Regions from separate parts of the Homo sapiens genome. Here region 1 is linked to region 2. A link is a loop called in an ENCODE intact Hi-C map of the cell type or tissue named here. Cell type or tissue: PC-3. All regions are shown on one strand. Links, peaks and the distances in the headings refer to the core of each region. The heading gives the core; the rest is flanking DNA. Region 1 holds the start of LOC124902724 (a long non-coding RNA gene). Region 2 overlaps TENM4 (teneurin transmembrane protein 4).

Region 1 (9,041 bases), core at 389-8,388, 87 kb after region 2:
ATATAATTATTTAATAATTCACATGTATAGAACATTTACTATGTAGCAGATAGAGGGTTATGTCCTTTACATGGACTATAGCGTTCTATCGCCAAACCACTCTGTGAAGCAGATATCCATGATTACATCAGTAGACAGATGAGAAAACTGAAGCTCCCCAATTATGTGGCCTTGAAAAAATTCCTTCATCTCTCTAAGCTTTAGTTTCTAACATAAGGTTAATAAAATCTCCCTTGGAGTCTTGTTGTAATGATCACAGAAGATATTTGTAAACTATTCAGTACTTTTAGGCACAGGGAGGAGCTCCAGAAATAGTAGTAGTAGTAATAATAATGATAACATCCTATAGAGTTAACAGTATTATAATTTATTATCATAACAATTATTATTATATGATAATTATGATGTCTCCATCTTCCCCAAAAAGGAATTAAATCCTCTTACACCCAAAGGCACATGTATTAAAGTAAATCAAAGAGAAATTGGTAACAAAAAAGGAGGAAACATATATGTGATTATTTATTGATTAAGCTCTGAGCTTCCTGGCAGCCAGTGTAAATAAGAAAACATAATTATTTTCATACTTTATGGCATCAGAAATTGAAAACATGCCCATTTCTCAGAAGAGAACATTTTTTTCCTGACACTGAAATCTGAGATTTTCAATGAGATTTGTATGGATGATACTGAACTATGTAATGACCCATGCCTTCAACTTCAGTTGTACAGAAAACACAGAAGTACATTTCACATGCAGGTCTTGGATTAAAGCCTAGCATTTAATGTTGAAACATTCAGTTAGTGGTGGCGGCTGCAAAGGACACAGCCATGACCCAGGGGGACATAGCTGGGAAGAGTCAGAAGGCCAGGTGCTGTCCAGCCCTGCTGCACATTCACCATATGGCCTTGGGCTGGTTACCTGGCGTTTCTGGTTTCCAGTCTCATGTATAAACTGAAAGAGTTTGTGGTTTGGGAACATTTTGTTTCTGATGTTCAGTGATCTTTTTATATATTCATGGTATGACTTTAAACCCTTCGTCAATTAATTGTTTTCTTCGGTACTAAAAACTTTCTAAGATGAACCAAAGTAGAAAGGAAAAAATGAATCACTTTCTGCCTTGCAGTTTTCTAAAGACAACCAGAAGACAGAGAGCCTGGGTTCAGCTCTGATATTAACTGCCACCTGGATATTGGCAAATCTCTTCCTCTCTCTGGGCTTCAGTGTCCCCATCAGTAAATGTTGGAGATGGATTTTAAAAATTATAGAGTTGTATCTCTTCCTCCATTAACTGTCCCAGCCACTCCCAGTAATATGTCTGGCCCCATGACTGGCAACTGTAGGCTGTGTGTGTGCTTCCCCGGAGCAGACTCATGTCTGCCTTTTGCTTTTCCAGCCTCAGTGCCAGCCTGCTGTGTCGGGCATGCTCAGTACAGAAACCCATAATCCATGGGGCATCTTCCTCTACAGACTCCTTCAGGAAATAAGCATCTTTGCCTCGTCCCAGAGCTCTTCCCCAGGGTCATGGAAGATGTTTGAAGCCTTTTCTTCAGAAGTACATTTGAACTCCAGTGTCCATCAAACCCAGATACACATATTATATTAACTCAGAGCCCTTAATTGTCCCGGGAAATAGGTTGAGCAGGACAAAATAAAGTCTGACATACTTAGTGTTTCCACTGTGCACCAAATCTTCTAGTAGTTTCTAAAGGAACCAGCTTTGCTTAAAAGCTGCCATTTATTGGGTATTTTATTTTTTAGTGGAACAGGCACTATGCTCAGAGGTTTATATTCTTCATGCAATTTTGTCCTCAAAATAATCCTTTGAAATAGGTGTGACTATCCCCATTTCTCAGCTTCAGAAAACTGAGGCTATAGAAGTGATGTGACCAGGGTCACTTAGCCAAGTGGATGGTAGAACTGGTATTTGAACCCTTGACTGTGTGGCTCCAACACTCAACCTCTTCCCACTGGTTCTGAGAACCAGGGAATCAAATTCTGCCAGGGCTGCCAACTGCTGTCATTGAAGGACACTCCTTTGCATGAGGCAGACCTTACTTAGAGACAAAGAGAATTCTCACTCACAAGGAAGTGAGCCTGTATGTCCCTACAGACTCCTAGGTTCCCAGCTCCTACTGGGAAATTCCAAACACCATCCAGAATGAGGGCAGAGTGAAGCTTGGCTTCAGCTCATTAACTTCAGGAATGGTACCCTGAAGGCCTCTTGATTTTACATCACTTCCAGAGAAACTAAGGTTATGTTTGAGGAACTGGAAGAGAATGTGGGTCCTTAGAGACTTCTACAGCAAACTGAAAATGAAGCTGTGATCTTACTCTGTGTCCAGCCCTGCTCAGGATACTGGGCATCAGAATTGAATCAGAATCAGACATGGTCCGTTTCCAGGAAATGCTCCCTGTCCACACAGCCAGGCCTGAGGCCTCCACTGAAGGCCGTCTTCCGTCTCATGCTCTGAGACATTTATGATTTGTAGAGTATTCTAAGGCCTTGCTGCTCAAAATACAGACAAGCAACACTGGCCTGCTCTGGGGATTGTTAGAAATGTGGACTCTCAAGTTCCCCGCCCCAGAGCTACAGAATTGAAATGTGCATTTTAGCAAGGGCTCCAGGTGGCACATTAAAGTTGAAAAAGAACTGCTCGAAGGCCATGGTTCCCAAATCTGGCTGTGCCTCCAAGTCACTTGGAGAGATCTCAAAGGTATAGATGCCCACACCCTTCAATCATTATGGGTAGGGCTATTTTTAAATCTCTCCAGGCCATTCTGATGTGTAGCCATGTTTGAGAACCATCACTCTAAGATTGTTAGCAGTGAGCGTTTCCTATGTATACTCCAGCCAGGGAGGCTGATTCAGCAGAACTTTCTGGAGTACTTATTCTGCATCAGCCCAGTTCAAAGCCGCAGAGACTGGTAATCAGTCCCTCCTCTTGAGGAGTTCAAGGTTTCATCCAAAAGACAGACAATTAAACAGAAAAGTTTAATTGGTGCTACAGATACTAAAAGTATAAACTTTGTAAGCTCTAGTGGAGACACAATGAAGGAAGAGGCCAGTTCTACCAGTGGGGAAGAAGAGGGGGTTCAGGAATGGGATTACAGATAAGCTGAACCTCAGAAGATGAGCAGGTACTCCCAGGTGAATATGGGCAGAGGAACCTTTTAGATCCTGGGCAGCAGGGTGGGGAAGTAGAAAGAACACAGACTTTGGAGTCAAGCAGAACTCGGTTGGAATTTCATCCTGCCACTTAGGAATCTGTGGTCCCAGTCAAGTCACTTCACCTCTTCCAGTCTCAGTTTTCTGAAATATAAGGGAGGAAAGTACCTACCTTATATGGTAGTTGTGAAGAAAATGAGGTCATGTGTGCATCAAGTGCTAGCGCAGTGTCTGGGACAGAATGGGCATCCCTAGGTGGTCACAGATGCATTCTTATCAGTGGTAGTCATCTCTGCAGCTCTGTTCTGCAGACAGGTGGCGCTGCAGCCTGGTGGAGTCTAGATGGGCATCATAGATGCAGCTGCAGCTCCCAGGGCCAGGTGGCAGGAGGACGAAATGAGCTGAATGTTCAGAGAGCTCTGCAAACTAGAAAGGGCTGTTGAGATGTATAATTTCATTTGATCCCAACGACAAGCCTGTGAGCCTAGCCGAGCAGGGACTTAGTCATTCGACAGCTAAGGGACCTACGATTTGAACTATTTAGGTGACTCACCTAAATGAGAGCCTACACCTTCTAAGCTCAAAGCTAGTTGTTGTTTTCCCTATGCTTAACTTACCAGCAGACCTCAGATTTGTCCTTGGGCTGAAAGATGCAGCCACAGCTCTTACGGACTCTGGGATAATCCTGCCAATGCCACCCTGTCCTGGAATTGACTGATCTGAGAAACTCCACATGAGTGACACTTCTCTGGAGCAGTGCAGGGAGACAGGAGCTGGAAACTCAGGGGGCTAATCTAAGTGGACAGGGCCCCCTCACCATACCCCCTCAGGGACCCTTTTCTGCCGAGGTAAATAGCACCAGTTTATCATGAGTGATGTGCAAAGAAATGAAAAAAATCACCCCGCCTCAGAGCTGTCATCAGAAAAGCAGAAAGATCAAGGCTGCCCCAGGATTACACAGTAGGATCTAAGGTCACCGCCTTTTATGTAGCCAGAATTGATGTCATCTGGGAAGCTTAAATCTGTGCTACATTATAGGGTAAGTCTCAGGGGACATTTCAAAATAGACAGGATACCTGTCCTGTTTACTGCTAACCCCAGAAGAGAAGTAAAAGAAGAGCTAAATAATGCGAATGCAAACACTACCTAAGTAATCTAAAAATAGACATGCCATCTACTTAAAACAAGTGGCTGCCATGGGCTAGAAGGCACGAAGCAGAACATTGGAAAAACAAAAACGAACAAAATCCAGTCTCTTCCCTTCAAGTATTGACGATTGGGTTTTGGAGGCACACACATAAATGAACAGTCACAGCATTATGTCCTATCGTCCAGCAATGAATGGATGCAAATCTCCATGCACGGGGAGAAGGCTGGGGAAGGTTTGCAGAGGAGGGAGCATTTGAACTGACAGGTGAAGGGTGAGTAGGAAAGGGAGGGGCGGGGCACACTGCAGAGCAGGAGCAGCAGGTGCAGGCAGACTTGAGGCATGCTGCAGGGACAGGTCTGTGGCCAGGTGTAGGGAGGATGGGAGGGGAGGGAGGATGGGAGGGTGGAGCAGCACAGCAGAAAGCTGGGATTTGTGCAGGGGCAGGGAGCTCATACCTTCTCTGTAAGAATTAAGGAATCCTTGAAGGGAAAGCATTGAAATGGCAGGTTGGTATTTGGGTTAGATCAAGAATGGCTTGAAGAGGACCCAGGCTACAGGCGGAGAGACCTCCCCTTGGTTCGAGAAGGATTAAAGAGGAAGGACAGTTGGAGAAAATCATATCAGGTTAGTTGAATTCAGGGAGAGAAAACCAAAGAAGGAAAGCATTGGATCTGGATGCCTGGCCCCTTTCGAGGTAGCCAGTCCCCAAGGACACTGTCCAAGGCAAGAGACATTTATAATGACAAACCTGCCAGGGCCAGATTAAGACCTTCAGTGACTTACATACTGAAAAGATTATGGTGCCCCAGCCTTCATAGGGAATTCAAAAAACACAAATCTGTAAAATAAAATTTTGCTTTTCAAAAGGACCCCAAACTTACATACCTGATAAATGCAAAATAGCTTCTTTCTAGACTTTTCAAATTCTCTTGCTTTCATCTTGAAGGGGGTCTGCAGTGCTCTGGCCCTGCTGGTGCTCTCATCACTGCTCAGTCTGTCCCGAGTCTCTTAGCACAGTTTATGCCTCACTGTGCAATGAAAATGGCCAGCACCAGACCATCCGGTCCAAACAGAGCTTCCTTTGAATCAAAATACCTTCCGGAGACTTGGAAGGGGCTGCCAATATTGAGATGCAGTTTTAGGGCCCGGCAAATGTTCAGACCATGCACAGGAACTTAAAATTAGCTTCTCAGAAGCACCAAGTTCAACTCCGATGTGCCCTAGACTTGAAAGAAATTGTATGTCAGTACCAGGGGGTAAAAAAATTCAGTCTTAATAAGAGATATCTACTACGTAGTCATCTCCAAGTGCAAGAAGAGACACAATCATTGGTAATTAAAATAATAATTATTATTGAGCATCTACTACACTATGCTACTTTGCATTTTTTATTTTATCTCTGGTTTCCCCAATATACTAGCAAGGTAGCTGTTAACACCCCTATTTTGCACATAAGGACTATTCGAGGCTCAGGAGGTCGGGTAACTTGCCCAAGTTTCAGAACCAGGAAATTACGGAGCTAGACTTGGAACCCAGACTGTTCTGATTGCAAATCCTGTGCCGTTTCCTCACCCTGTGGCTAGAGGCAGTGCTTTGTCTCCCCAAGGCATCTCTGCAGTCAAGCTTCTCTCTCTGTTGGCACAGCCTGATCTTTATAACTGTTTTCCAGAAACAGAACCATCATTAGCACTGCTCTTCTGTGTTGCTTATTTTTTTTCCTTGGGTTTCACTGCAAATTACAAACTAATCCTGCAGTTCACTTATATCTGACTGCCAGAGGGAGACTCCTGGGCTCCTGATAAGTGTAACATGAGTATCCACTGAAGACGGTGTTGATGCTGCTGACCGGGAGTCAGAGCCAGCCAGGGTTTCATCCATCAGTCCCAAGATGGAGATGAGGGACTGCTGTAAAGATCCTGTGGAAAAGGGCTTGTGTTTTTGAACTCTTGAAGTGTTTTTTTAAAGTCAAGAGCATCCATCCTTCTAGCTTGAATGAACGGGACACCAGTGGTAGGCCTCAGTGATCATCTTCTTAAGAAAACGTGTATTTAGCACCTGATACAAACATGGCACTGAGCTGGTCATCTTAATCATTTCATCTTGAAGGGGTTTTTGCAAGAATAGTGCAAGGGGTTCTTGCAAGAATTGCAAGGGGTTTTTGCAAGAATAGTGGGTGGGAAGGATAGTTAAGCCAATGACTGAGGTCAGAAAAATTGGGGAACCATCACCCAAAATAGGGGCATCATCCCCATAAGATATTTTTGCTTGGATTCTAAAGGGCCAGGGGTTCATCTGTACATCTCCAGCTACTCATAGGAAGAAGAAAATGCTCACCAGTTGGCCATGTCTTTGTTTTCTAGTCACAGTCCAGCACACAAATACTACCTGGCCACAGACCCCATGAGTGGGGCCGTCTTCCTTTCTGACAGCAACAGCCGGCGGGTCTTTAAAATCAAGTCCACTGTGGTGGTGAAGGACCTTGTCAAGAACTCTGAGGTGGTTGCGGGGACAGGTGACCAGTGCCTCCCCTTTGATGACACTCGCTGCGGGGATGGTGGGAAGGCCACAGAAGCCACACTCACCAATCCCAGGGGTAAGGCCTTGCCTTAGAGACATTGTCAATAACATTTATTGGGGTATTTTCCTTTTCAGAAAAACATGCATGATTAATATTGCAAAAATTTTTGGAAAATACCAAGAAATATATGGAGGATGGTAAAAACTGTGATAATTCCACCTGCCAGAAATACTCCCAGTTAACATTTCCTGTCTTCTCTCCTAGTCTTTTTTCAAAGTGTTTGTGTGTATGTAGTGTTTACTAAAAACAAACAAAATGAGATCACATTAAGCAAACTGCTTTTTTTCCCTAAATGCTAGATCATTAACATTTCTCCATGTCATTAAATTGTTTCTGTGTACTCATTTTTAATGACTATATAGTTTTCCAGCAAATGGATGTCCCAGTCCTCTACTATTGGACATATATGCTGTCTCTCATGTTATTGTTACACAAAAACATTTTAGTGTATCGTGTTTTCATATGTTCATATGCTATCGGGTGGGTTAACTGTAGGTCTCAATTCTGAGTCCCTCAAAAAGTTGAACCTCTAAATGCCCACAATCACAATTTGTTATTCGCTTATTCAGCAAATATTCAAGTACATAGAGTGGTTGCATAGATAAGTTTGTTGCAGCAGAATAAATAAGACTTGAGTGTGAATCACTGTGACATGGGTGAGAGGAAGAGGTGCTCTCTGAGAGGCAAGAAGAAAGAGCTGTTCATGGGGGTTTAGAGCCAAGAGAGACCCCTGTGCCTTGGAGACTGGGAAAGCTTTTTGGAGAAGCCATCATTATCCACACTCAGTGGAGTGTTCACTGTGTTGCAACCCTATAGCCAGTGATTTACAGTGTCTCAGCCCCAGGATCCTCACTGATAGAATGGGGGTAATAATGCCATCCGTGTCTACCTCCTAGGTTTATTCTGATGGTCAAAATTAATATGTTTAATAATAACCTGTAGAAACATTCTAAGTGATTGTATTATTAAATAATCCCAGATTTCAGGGCCTAGTTTCAAATCAAAGCAGGAGATTCTAGTGAAATCAGGCATTCAAATTCAGACTTTGTCATCTACAGCTGAGTGACTTTGGGCAAATCATTGAAGTTCTCTGAGCCTCATTTTCCTTATCTGTGTAATAGGGATATGCTGCACAGTTGTGGTACAGATTGAATATTAGGAATGTAAATGCTTAGCGCAGTAGTACCCCGCACATGGTAAACATCCCATAAACGATGATTCCTATTATTGTTGTTCTATTATATCACATCACATCATATCAAGTCACATTGTCTCTACCACATACCTGGAGTGTCAGGTGGTAGTTGTGTGGGGTAAATATTGTATCAACAAAGGCTAATCCCGCCTAATTATGATTTTCAAATACTGAGAGAGTAGCCAGGAGTGGAAAGAACACTAGGCTTGCACTTAGAAGTCCTATATGGTTTTCCTCTGCTACTGGCTGGCCCTGGGACCTCCTCCTCTGGGCCTCAGTTTCCCCATTGGTCAATTAATGAACAGGTTGGGCTAAATAATCCCCAAGACCCTTTGCAGCCACAACATTCTACTCTCTTAGGTTTAAAACAGTTTTTTCTAAGAATTTTTATTCCCTCCAGGGCTTTTCAGTTGTTCTCCACACATGTGTGTTCTCTTCCCCGCCCTCGTGGCCCCCCACCCTCACACAGATGAAGCGGCAGTGCATTTACCCAAAAGCCTATGATTAACCCACATAGAAATGACAAGGGTGCCACGATATGCAGGCACTTTGCAGCAGGGAGGAGAAAAGATGTCCGTCTATTTAACACAACAAAAGGAGAAAAATTAGGTAATTAATCAGGGGACAGATCACTTCTATTAGCCTGTGCAGCCAACTCTGTAAACAAGAAACCCAACTATTCATGGAGCACTCATCAGTCCAAACAGATGGAAGAGAAAGATGGGGCATAGCTAGGCAGACAAGAAAACGCCTGTCTTGGCACTTACAGAATGAAATTAATGTACATTCACGACAGGACCATGAGAAAGGCTTCCCAGCCTTGAGGCTGCCTGGTCCTCTGTGTGAAATCACTCTCCAGCCTGACCAGCCTAAGAAGGAACAGTTGGTGCTCCAGCAGGTTCTCAGCACTCAGAGGCCCCTGGGCATCTTAAAGCACCCTGCTGGCCAGTG
Region 2 (9,041 bases), core at 292-8,291:
CTACAGGCGTGTGCCACCATGCCTAGCTAATTTTTTTCATTTTTTTATTTTTTGTAGAGACAGGATCTCGCTGTGTTGCCCAGGCTGGTCTCAAACCCCTGGCCTCAAGCAATCCTCCCACCCCAACCTCCCAAAGTGCTGGGATTACAGGTGTGAGTCACCACACCTGGCCAGGAAAGTGAAGTTTGAAAGTTCATATCAATCTCAAGAATTTGGGGAAGATGATAAAATCTAATGGAATTTAATTAAAAATAAATTATCATTTAAATGAAGGAATCTATTTTAGTCTCATGCCTACAAAAATAAACCTGCATTATGAAGTGATAATAAAAGTTCATTCTATGAAGACTTATTAAACACCTCCTGTGTGCTAGGCAATGTTCTAGGAGGTGGAGATTCAGAAGTGAATGAAACAGAATCTAGTAGACATGAAGTGCTATGCTGATGCTTGAGACACATTTCTTACTTTGCCCCACAAACGAAGTGGTAGGGATTTCTACCTGGGTGGAGTTGGGAAGCCAGGTCTGCCATTTGCCGCAGTACTGCTCTCACCTTACTAAGTGACCTATGCATCCTTCTGCCAGAATGTATGAAGCCCCTTGGCCACAAAGCTAAGTAGTTTGCTTAAAGAAGCCTCACCTTTGCTGGTCAGATGCTTACCTATGTTCTCCTTCCTCCATCTCACAGTGGACTGCATGGACCCCACATGTTCAGGCCGGGGTGTCTGCGTGAGAGGCGAATGCCACTGCTCTGTGGGATGGGGAGGCACCAACTGCGAGACCCCCAGGGCCACATGCTTAGACCAGTGTTCAGGCCACGGAACCTTCCTCCCGGACACCGGGCTTTGCAGCTGTGACCCAAGCTGGACTGGACACGACTGTTCTATCGGTAAATGCAGGGGGAGAAGAAGCATGGGTAGAGGGAGGGGATTTCCACTGTGACATGGTCACCAATCACGTGACTGTTCCCAATCACGTAGCAATGCATTCCCCGTGCCTCTGAGTGCTTTTCCTCTTTCTCTGAACTCTAGCCTTCAACACCTCTACTCTTAGACAAAGAGAGGATTCAAAAATTACATCCTTACATCATTCCTTCCATAGTAGTGGCCCTGAGATTCAAAACTACCCCTTAACAATGGAGCTTATAATTACAGATGTGTTTCACCGAACTCTCATCTCATGTTAAGACATCATCCCTGGAGGCAAGGCCATAGGGAAAGTGTACCTAGGTAAGCTCTGTAGGGGTGGGCCTTATAGGATAAATGTCCCAGCCATCAAACCCTTCAGTTTCACCCATTTCTCAGAATGAAGTCCAAACTCAGTGTAGTGTTTAGGGTTCTTTGGGATCTGGCCCCCACCTGCCCTTCTAGCCAAATGCTCTGTTAGTCACTAAGCTCCATGAGGGTAGCAAACATGTCTTGTTCACCTCTGCAGCCCCAGGACTCAGCATGGCCTGACCCACAGCACCTGCTCAATAAATAATGATAAATGAATGCATGAACACATGATTGAATGTGTTCTTGATTGTGGCATTTGGTTCATCACAGGGTTTGTACATATAAGGTACAAAGGATAATTATGTTGGCACCCTTCTGTTTGAAAACACTATGATTTACAGGTCCTTTCAAAGTGAAGATTAAATGGGAACATACGTGAGTCACCTAGCACAGTATAGGTATATAGTGGGTTATGGTCACGTCTCATCTCTCATTTAATCTGCACAAAAACCCTACAAGAAAGCTGTCAGCTATCCATGTTTTACCAATTTACATAATACTTTAAACAGCAAATACTTACTGAGCCCCTACAGTATACCAGGCACTCTTCTAATCAGAGAGGATGGAGACCAAAGAGCCCCTGCCTTCGTAGAGTGTGCATTCTGGGAAAGGGGAGGGGAACAACAACAACAAAATGGAGATAAGTGAACTGATAAAGAAGCTAAGGCTTGGAAAAATTTTAAGTGATCCTGCCCAGGGACAAAAAGCTAAAAAGTGATAGCATCTCCAGCTATGCTTTTTTACTCAAAATCATTTTCCTCGGCACTCCACGCTGTTTAAACAAAGTGAGTATCAGATTAGCTCATTATGTTGTGTATTAACAGTTCTGGTTGTGACCAAGAAAGATGGCTGAGACCTTTGGCAAAAATGAGATCCATGTAGCATTCATGCCTTTGGGATACTTTGAATTACCTTTCCCTGTTGAATAGAGAATTGATGTTCAATACACAGTCTAAATTGGACTTTTATCCTTGTTTGCAAAGCTCATGTAAAGGCATGATTGTAAGCACAGATGTGCAGGGTCTTAGGAATAATTCTTTTTATATAGCTCTGTTTATAGCGATATAATAAATGGTCCTCTTAAAGCTACGCTGGCTTGCATTGTTCATTATGTGGCCACAAAGCTAATTTATGATAGGTATATAACTGCGTCTTGCACTGTTAATCCCTGATGAAACCCCACAGCCTCTGAGGAGGTACGTATAACTTTGGATGAGATTACTAAGTATTCTTTAGTTAGCTCAGTAAACGGAAACAACCGAACTATTAGAAGGGACTTTGAATAGAATTATGAGATCTCCCTTTCCTCAGTCCTGGCTATACCACTCCCCGTAACTGGTGTCAAACACGTATCTGTCCTCATGTGCAAAGGCAAGAGAGAACCATGTGATGAGGAAAGTCCCTGAGTCAGACAGACCTGGGTTCAAATCTTTTTTTGGGGGTTTCAAATCTTGGCCCTGCTACTTACTAATTATAATTTTGGGCAAGTTACTTTACCCTTTGAAGCTATAAAATGGAGATAATGATAGTACCTACCTTCTGGAGTTATAGTGAGAATTATTTAAGAAAATGAAAGGCTGGGCACAGTGGCTCACGCCTGTAATCCCAGCACTTTGGGAGGCCGAGGTGGGTAGATCATGATGTCAAGGAGTTCAAGACCAGCCTGGCCAAGATGGTGAAACCCCGTCTCCACTAAAACTACAAAAATTAGCCGGGCGCAATGACAAGCATCTGTAATCCCAGCTACTCAGGAGGCTGAGGCGGAGAATCTCTTGAACCCGGATGGCAGAGGTTGCAGTGAGCTGAGATCGTGCCACTGTACTCCAGCCTGGGCAACAGAGTGAGACTCCATCTCAAAAAAAAAAAAAGAAAAGAAAAAAAGATTTGGCCCATTATATGAGCTCAATAGTTGTTAGCTGTTGTTATGATGATGATTAAAACACTCATTGGTAGAGCACTTGATATTAACAAAGACATTTGATTATAAGATGGAAGATGAAATCCCTTTCAGAAATATAGATTCTAATTTTTAAATCTCTATCCTATAAATGACTAGAAGGGTCTCATGATTGCCACAAGGCCAGGAATATAAAAGGCAGCTTTAAAAGTATTGTAATAGTGAAAACAATTGGCGTTTGTTGAGTGTCCCATAGCATACAAAGATGTTTCACATGGCAACACACACCCTGCGCAACAGCAGCCCTGTGAGGTTGGGATGACAGGTACGGTATTGCCCCTGTTCCTGTGATGAGGCTAGAGGAGTGGCCGTGACTTGCATGAGCCATGCTGGTGAGGGAGGAAGCTGGGAGTCAAGGCTTGGCCCCACGCTGGGGCAGCCTGCTTTCCAGCACTCTCCACAGGCCACGTTCCTCCTCAGCTGTCACTTCACCTCTGGAAGCTGGTTTGAAGGAGAATGAGGGCATTTCAACTGTTCTCTCTCCTCAGCCCCTGCTGTGCAGGAACTGCTGGCCTGGGTTCCACCCTGCTTCTGCCACATGTTAACCATGCGACCTTGGCAAGAAAGCTCACTTTTCTTGACTTCAGTTTCCTTATCTGAAAAATGGAGATAGTAATAGTACCTGCCTCAGCGGGTTATGTAATCATTAAAGTACATCGTTTTGGTATGCACGTAGAACAGTGTCCGTCATACAGTAAGCACTTAATGTCTTTCTACCACCTCCCTTCCAAGGGCACTTTCATTGAGTGAAAGCTGTTTTAAAGCTATTGAGTTTTTGCAGTGAAGCTATGCAAGGAATGCCTCGTTGCCTGGATTCACTAGAGCCAAGAAACTATCTTTCTGTTTAGGGAGTTAGCTACAGGGCAGCAGAACAGGCACTGGGCTTTTTGGGGGAAGAGTTGCTCCCCACTCGTTGAATGGCTTCATCATGTGGCTTAACCCTCTAACCCTTAATTTTCCCTTAGGTAAAATTACTTTATGGAATCACTGTGAGGATTAGGTGAGGAAATTTGGGCAAAGTAGTTCTTGTAGTATCTGGCACAGCTCACACCCTAGACAAACGGTAGCTCAAGTCATCTTGCTTATGCTGCTTGCTGCCTGGCATGGCAGAGCTGGCACAGACACTGCCCAGTCCCTCCCATCAGGAGCTGCAGGCCAAAGGACAAATCCCAAGTGATCCTTGCACCATCAGCATTGGTTCTGGGTTCTTGGGTTGGTAGAGATGGGCCCCTGCTGCCTGCTGCCTCCTAGGAGGGAACACTGTCTATTCCCTGAGATGAGTGTCTTGCTGTTTGGCACCAAGAACAGGATTTAATGAAAGCAGCTTAAATCAACATGCCCTGCACTCAACAACCAGCCCTGTATTGAAATGTGAGCTGACAAGTTCCTCAGCACTTTGGTTAGGTTTGTGGAAACAGTGAAGTCAGATTTTATACAAGTGTTTACTCAGTTCCCTGGCTTCCTGGCAACTTGGCTTCCAGTCTCGTCTCAGAAATTCCTCTTTCAGTCCAGCCTCATGCATGTGGTCTTCCTTCCTGATAAATCACACGACATAACTGTTGCAACAGATTCTTATGCCCCAGAAGAGCACAGGACATAGGCCCCAGTGGGACTTCACTTCCTGAGTCACTTGTGAGGATGATACTGATCATGGTGGTGGTAGTGATGGTGGGGGAGGTGGCTACTGCTGTTGCTGTTAAACAGATAGAAAAGAGTTGGAAGCGGGGAATGACTGGCCCTAAGTGACTCAGCTTACCTGAGGCAGTTTGAATTAAATCCAGGCCCTTTGTTCCCAAGTCCTCAGCTCTTGCCTCATGCCCCCTTTCTATCCAAAGAGGTGTTCATGTTGCCATTCTTATCTCTCTTTCTGACAAGCCACAGGATAGAGTAACAAAGAGCCATCCATTTCTTAGTATTTAGCATGTACCAGGCACTGAACTAAGTCCTTTACAACCTTATCTTAGCTAAGGTTCATAAGAACCCTGGGAAGGAAGTATTACTAGTATTACCATTTCCAGATAAGGAAACTGAAGCTCAGAAAGATTAAATTACATACTGGCATCCCTTTTCTCCCCCAACCCTCACCCGACTCATAAGTGGCGGAGTCCAGATTCAAACCACATCTGGCTCCAAGGTCTCTCCTAAACACTATGTTATATTGACTGATGTATTCTAATCAATCTCTCTCTCTCTCTCTCTCTCTCTCTCTCCCCTGTGAACTCTGTGAGGTCAGGGCCTATAAGTATCCCTAGCATAGGGACAAACATACATTAGGTTCTTGGTGATTATTGCATGAATGACTTAACCAGTGAATAGTCAAAGAAAGAAAAAGAGCCCCCTGGAAACACAGGGAAGAGAGGGGCTGCAGCCGAAAGCTCTGTCCAGGAAGATCCCAGCACACTACCCGACAGCGAACCTAATCCCTTCTCTCAGGACTCCACCTCCTCCCCACCTCCTCATAAACCCCTTCCCTCCCACTCCCCACACAGTGTGCTGGGCTAACACCAAATCTCTGTGCTCCTTGTCTGTCACTTCCCAGACCTAGATCATGTTAGTTTCATGCGCAGTGCCAGCCAGCCAGAAGCCCTCCTGGACAAGAGCTGGCATCATTTCACCTCCTTCAAGCCATCTTCCCTAGGGAGCAGGCCTGCTGGGCTGAATGCCTCATCAACTTTTGCATAAAGTGGGTACACTCAGCAGCACTGCTGAGCAGAACAACTCCTCCCATCTCCCCTTCCTTGTGCTTTAGTTGGCTTTTCACCCTCTTGGCTCAGAGCTGTCTCAGAAAAGGGAAAGAATTTAATCTCTTTGAGATGGTCCTTAGAATTGGAAAGGCTCACCTTTCTTTCAGAGCTTAATGGCTTCTAAAGATTTTAGCCTCTGTGGCATTTTCCATGGTACGCTTTCAAAAGCCATCCCTTAGACTCATCATTTGTCCCTGTTGGTTCTCCCTCAGGTCTTCCTTCCCCACCCTTACCCCCATAGCCTCTCTCCTCAGCCTCATAAATTTATTCCTCATTTCCACTGCTATATGAGCTCTCTCCAGTCTTGTCTCCCATAAATGACTTTTATTTGAGAGGGCCCTCTCCCTATATTTTATTCCTTAGGGTTGCTGGCTCACAGAAGCAATACATGGCAGAGATTTTGCCTGTAAAATGCTCATGCTGCGGGTTTATGATTCTTATCATTTGATTGCAATTGAGTTTTGTGGAATAACAGGTGGAGATGTTTTAGAGATTCAGTGGCACAGGTTTGGAGGTAACACGTGCAGTCAGCAAGAATTGCATGAAATTTGGAGTAGGACCAGGCTAGATTTTCAACACTAAGCTTAAGCATAGACTATGGCTAATGACACCTGCCTTGCAGGGTTGTTTTCCAAATCAGATTTCACATGTATATGGTGGCTGCATTCAGTAAGCAGTCAATAAATGAAGTAGTTTTATATAGTTTTAGAATGCATGATTAGATTTAAGTTATCCAAACAGTCCTTAGACTCTAACAAGTGTAATTCTTAGGACAGTTTATACAGTGAAGGTTTGGAGCCAGAAGGCCTGGACCTGAATCTGTGTAACCGTAAACAACTCACTTGCTCTCTCAGAGGCGCAGTTTCCTTGCAGTTTCTGAATCTCTCTACCATCCCCTTTCCCCAGCCCCAACACTGGTCATTGACTCTAGATGAAGAGTCATTATCTAGATCATTGTCTAGATGAAGAGTCAGATAAAAGCTGACACATTAACCCCAAACAACTAGGTCAGTGGCCCACAGCACAAGGGAGTTAGGGTCAGCCTCCTCTCAGCATCACAAGCTTCCTGAGGTCCATTCCAGAGAAGAGCACAACCTCCTCAGAGAGAGCACCCCACAGTAGCTCCAGACCTGCTCCCACGCTGACACATTCACTGCATTCATTCACTGAATCTTTCTGGCCTATCCTGTGTGCTGGGCATTCACTGTTTTAGGCACCGAGGATCAGACAGCCCCACAGCCTGGTCAGGAAATGAGACGCCTAATTATTCAGCATGAGCAGAGCTCTGATTGTTGTGTGTACAGTAGGGTTTGGGAGCACAAAAGCAGAAGCAGTGAACTTGGCCAGTAATGGGATGGGAGAGGAAATGGAGAAGGTTGTCACCAGCCAGAGATCTGTGAGCCAGACCCTGAAAGGGGACTGAAGGGAGGCCCCCTGGTGGCCAAGGAGGAGAGGGCAGTGCAGGCCAAGGGAACAGCGTGTGCACAAGTAGAGAGCATGCATGATCAGCTGGACAGTCGCGGCTCAGTCCAGCTGGAGATAGAAGCTGCAGGGGTGGGTGGCAGGAAAGAAGGCCAGAGGTAGGCAGGATCCAAACCTCGGAGCCCGCTGAATGCTGTGCCGAAAATCTTGGCTTAAAATAATTGTCAATGAACATTGACTGTTGCCCTTTCAGACTCCACATCAGATCTCTTTCTTTGGCTCTCTCAACTCAATCTGGCCTAGATTCTACCTTAACACAGTGGAACCCTCCAGAATTCACACTCAGATCCTCTAAGCTTTCAGTTTATTCTCTATTAATCTCCTCCCCTACCCAAAGGGAAAGAGAATCACAAAGCATAAATAATAACAATAACGACTAGATGGATATGGCGCTGAAAAGCCCTGTTATCAAATTAGGTCACAATCGACAGCAAAATAAACTCAATGCTTTAACAAAAATAAGCTTAAAGTAGCAACCGGGTTAAAATAATTAAAGCTCTAAACATAGCAGTTGCACTAGAGCTAAATTCAATTTTATTTACGAGGCAAAATATAATTACATTTAAATTTGAGGGAACAGAATTTAATTCTTATTAATGACAGAAAGACTGAGTGAGATGCTTTAATGCCAGAGAAATTGTCTTATGTTCATGGATGGGAGAGAAAATTAGATTCAGCATTGAGCATTCTCCCCTGTTACAAGTCTCATTTGTGTAGCTAGAATTGTTCCTTCTCTGAGAAGCATTAGCTTCTCAGTCCAGAAAGCACAGCACCAACATCCAATTAAACATCAAAAGGAAACAATCAAGTTAGGCTATTTCTGTATAGGCATGTTATAGGAGGGGAAACTCAAGGTTAGAATCTCTCCAGAGGAATAATATCCATTGAGACTTGACATTTCCTGTACCCCTTCCCAACAGCAAGTGATAGCCTGAAATCAAAGTTCAGAATAATAAATATCCAGGAGATTGACAGTGGCATAGAGAGGAAGGGAAGTGTCAGAGGGCGGCACGGAAGAGCCTCCCAGTTGCCTGGGAGGTAGTGTGGCGGTTTAGACACAATGAGATGGTCAGTTCCTAACATTTAATCAAAGACTGGAAAATTGGGCCCAGACAAGCATGCTGCTAAATACTGCCAGAGTTAAAGGTTGATAAACCAAGAGCTGGCAGATTTGTAATTTAGTAGAATTTCCCCTGACAGCCCTGGAACGTTTTCTATCAGAATTGGATCTCTTCAGTATGCAAATATAAGCCCTTCTGAAATTGGGCTTCAGAATGAAGTTTCTATTTGGATGCCCAAGCTGATATCTTGTACAAAATCTCTAGTTGTCTTCCTGAATCAAACTGCTGTTATTATAACTTGTAATCTTAAAAAAAAACTGTTCTTTCAATGGAAATTTTATATTTTACAGAGCTCCTTCATGTACGTGCTTCATGACTTATTCAAACAGCAAATACATTAACCTCTGACATTGCAGATGGTGTTACTCCCAGGAAACCAGGGTCCAGAGAACTTGCGTGACTTGCTCAAAGACACTCTGAGAAAACAATGATTCACTTCCAGGCTTCTCTGGCTTCAGAGC

Evidence for each region. Peaks named below come from ENCODE experiments on the same cell type or tissue, not always from the same donor. Only the 100,000 strongest peaks of a DNase experiment are listed, where the experiment ranks them.
Region 1: a loop joins it to region 2, with 5 times the contacts of the local background. A loop is called at or near these places in 2 of 110 quality-filtered maps.

What each region holds. Positions count from the first base shown.
Region 1 is chr11:78,710,351-78,719,391 of GRCh38, reverse strand. TENM4 (teneurin transmembrane protein 4) reads left to right here. Exons shown (of 34, transcript NM_001098816.3): 26 at 6,678-6,910. It overlaps LOC124902724 (a long non-coding RNA gene), which reads right to left and starts at 5,632. Exons shown (of 3, transcript XR_007062800.1): 1 at 5,203-5,632; 2 at 3,340-3,593. RefSeq lists an enhancer at 3,064-4,263. In PC-3, for the core only: CTCF peaks have their summits at 3,269 and 3,480; DNase peaks (open chromatin) are centred at 3,591 and 4,621; H3K4me3 peaks cover 602 bases; H3K27ac peaks cover 2,131 bases.
Region 2 is chr11:78,797,139-78,806,179 of GRCh38, reverse strand. TENM4 (teneurin transmembrane protein 4) reads left to right here. Exons shown (of 34, transcript NM_001098816.3): 15 at 688-888. Among named protein-coding and RNA genes, the nearest start is that of NARS2, 230 kb to the right of the region's middle. RefSeq lists an enhancer at 3,601-4,102. In PC-3, for the core only: CTCF peaks have their summits at 4,453, 7,210 and 7,416 (motif pointing left); DNase peaks (open chromatin) are centred at 4,779 and 7,379; H3K4me3 peaks cover 491 bases; H3K27ac peaks cover 6,305 bases.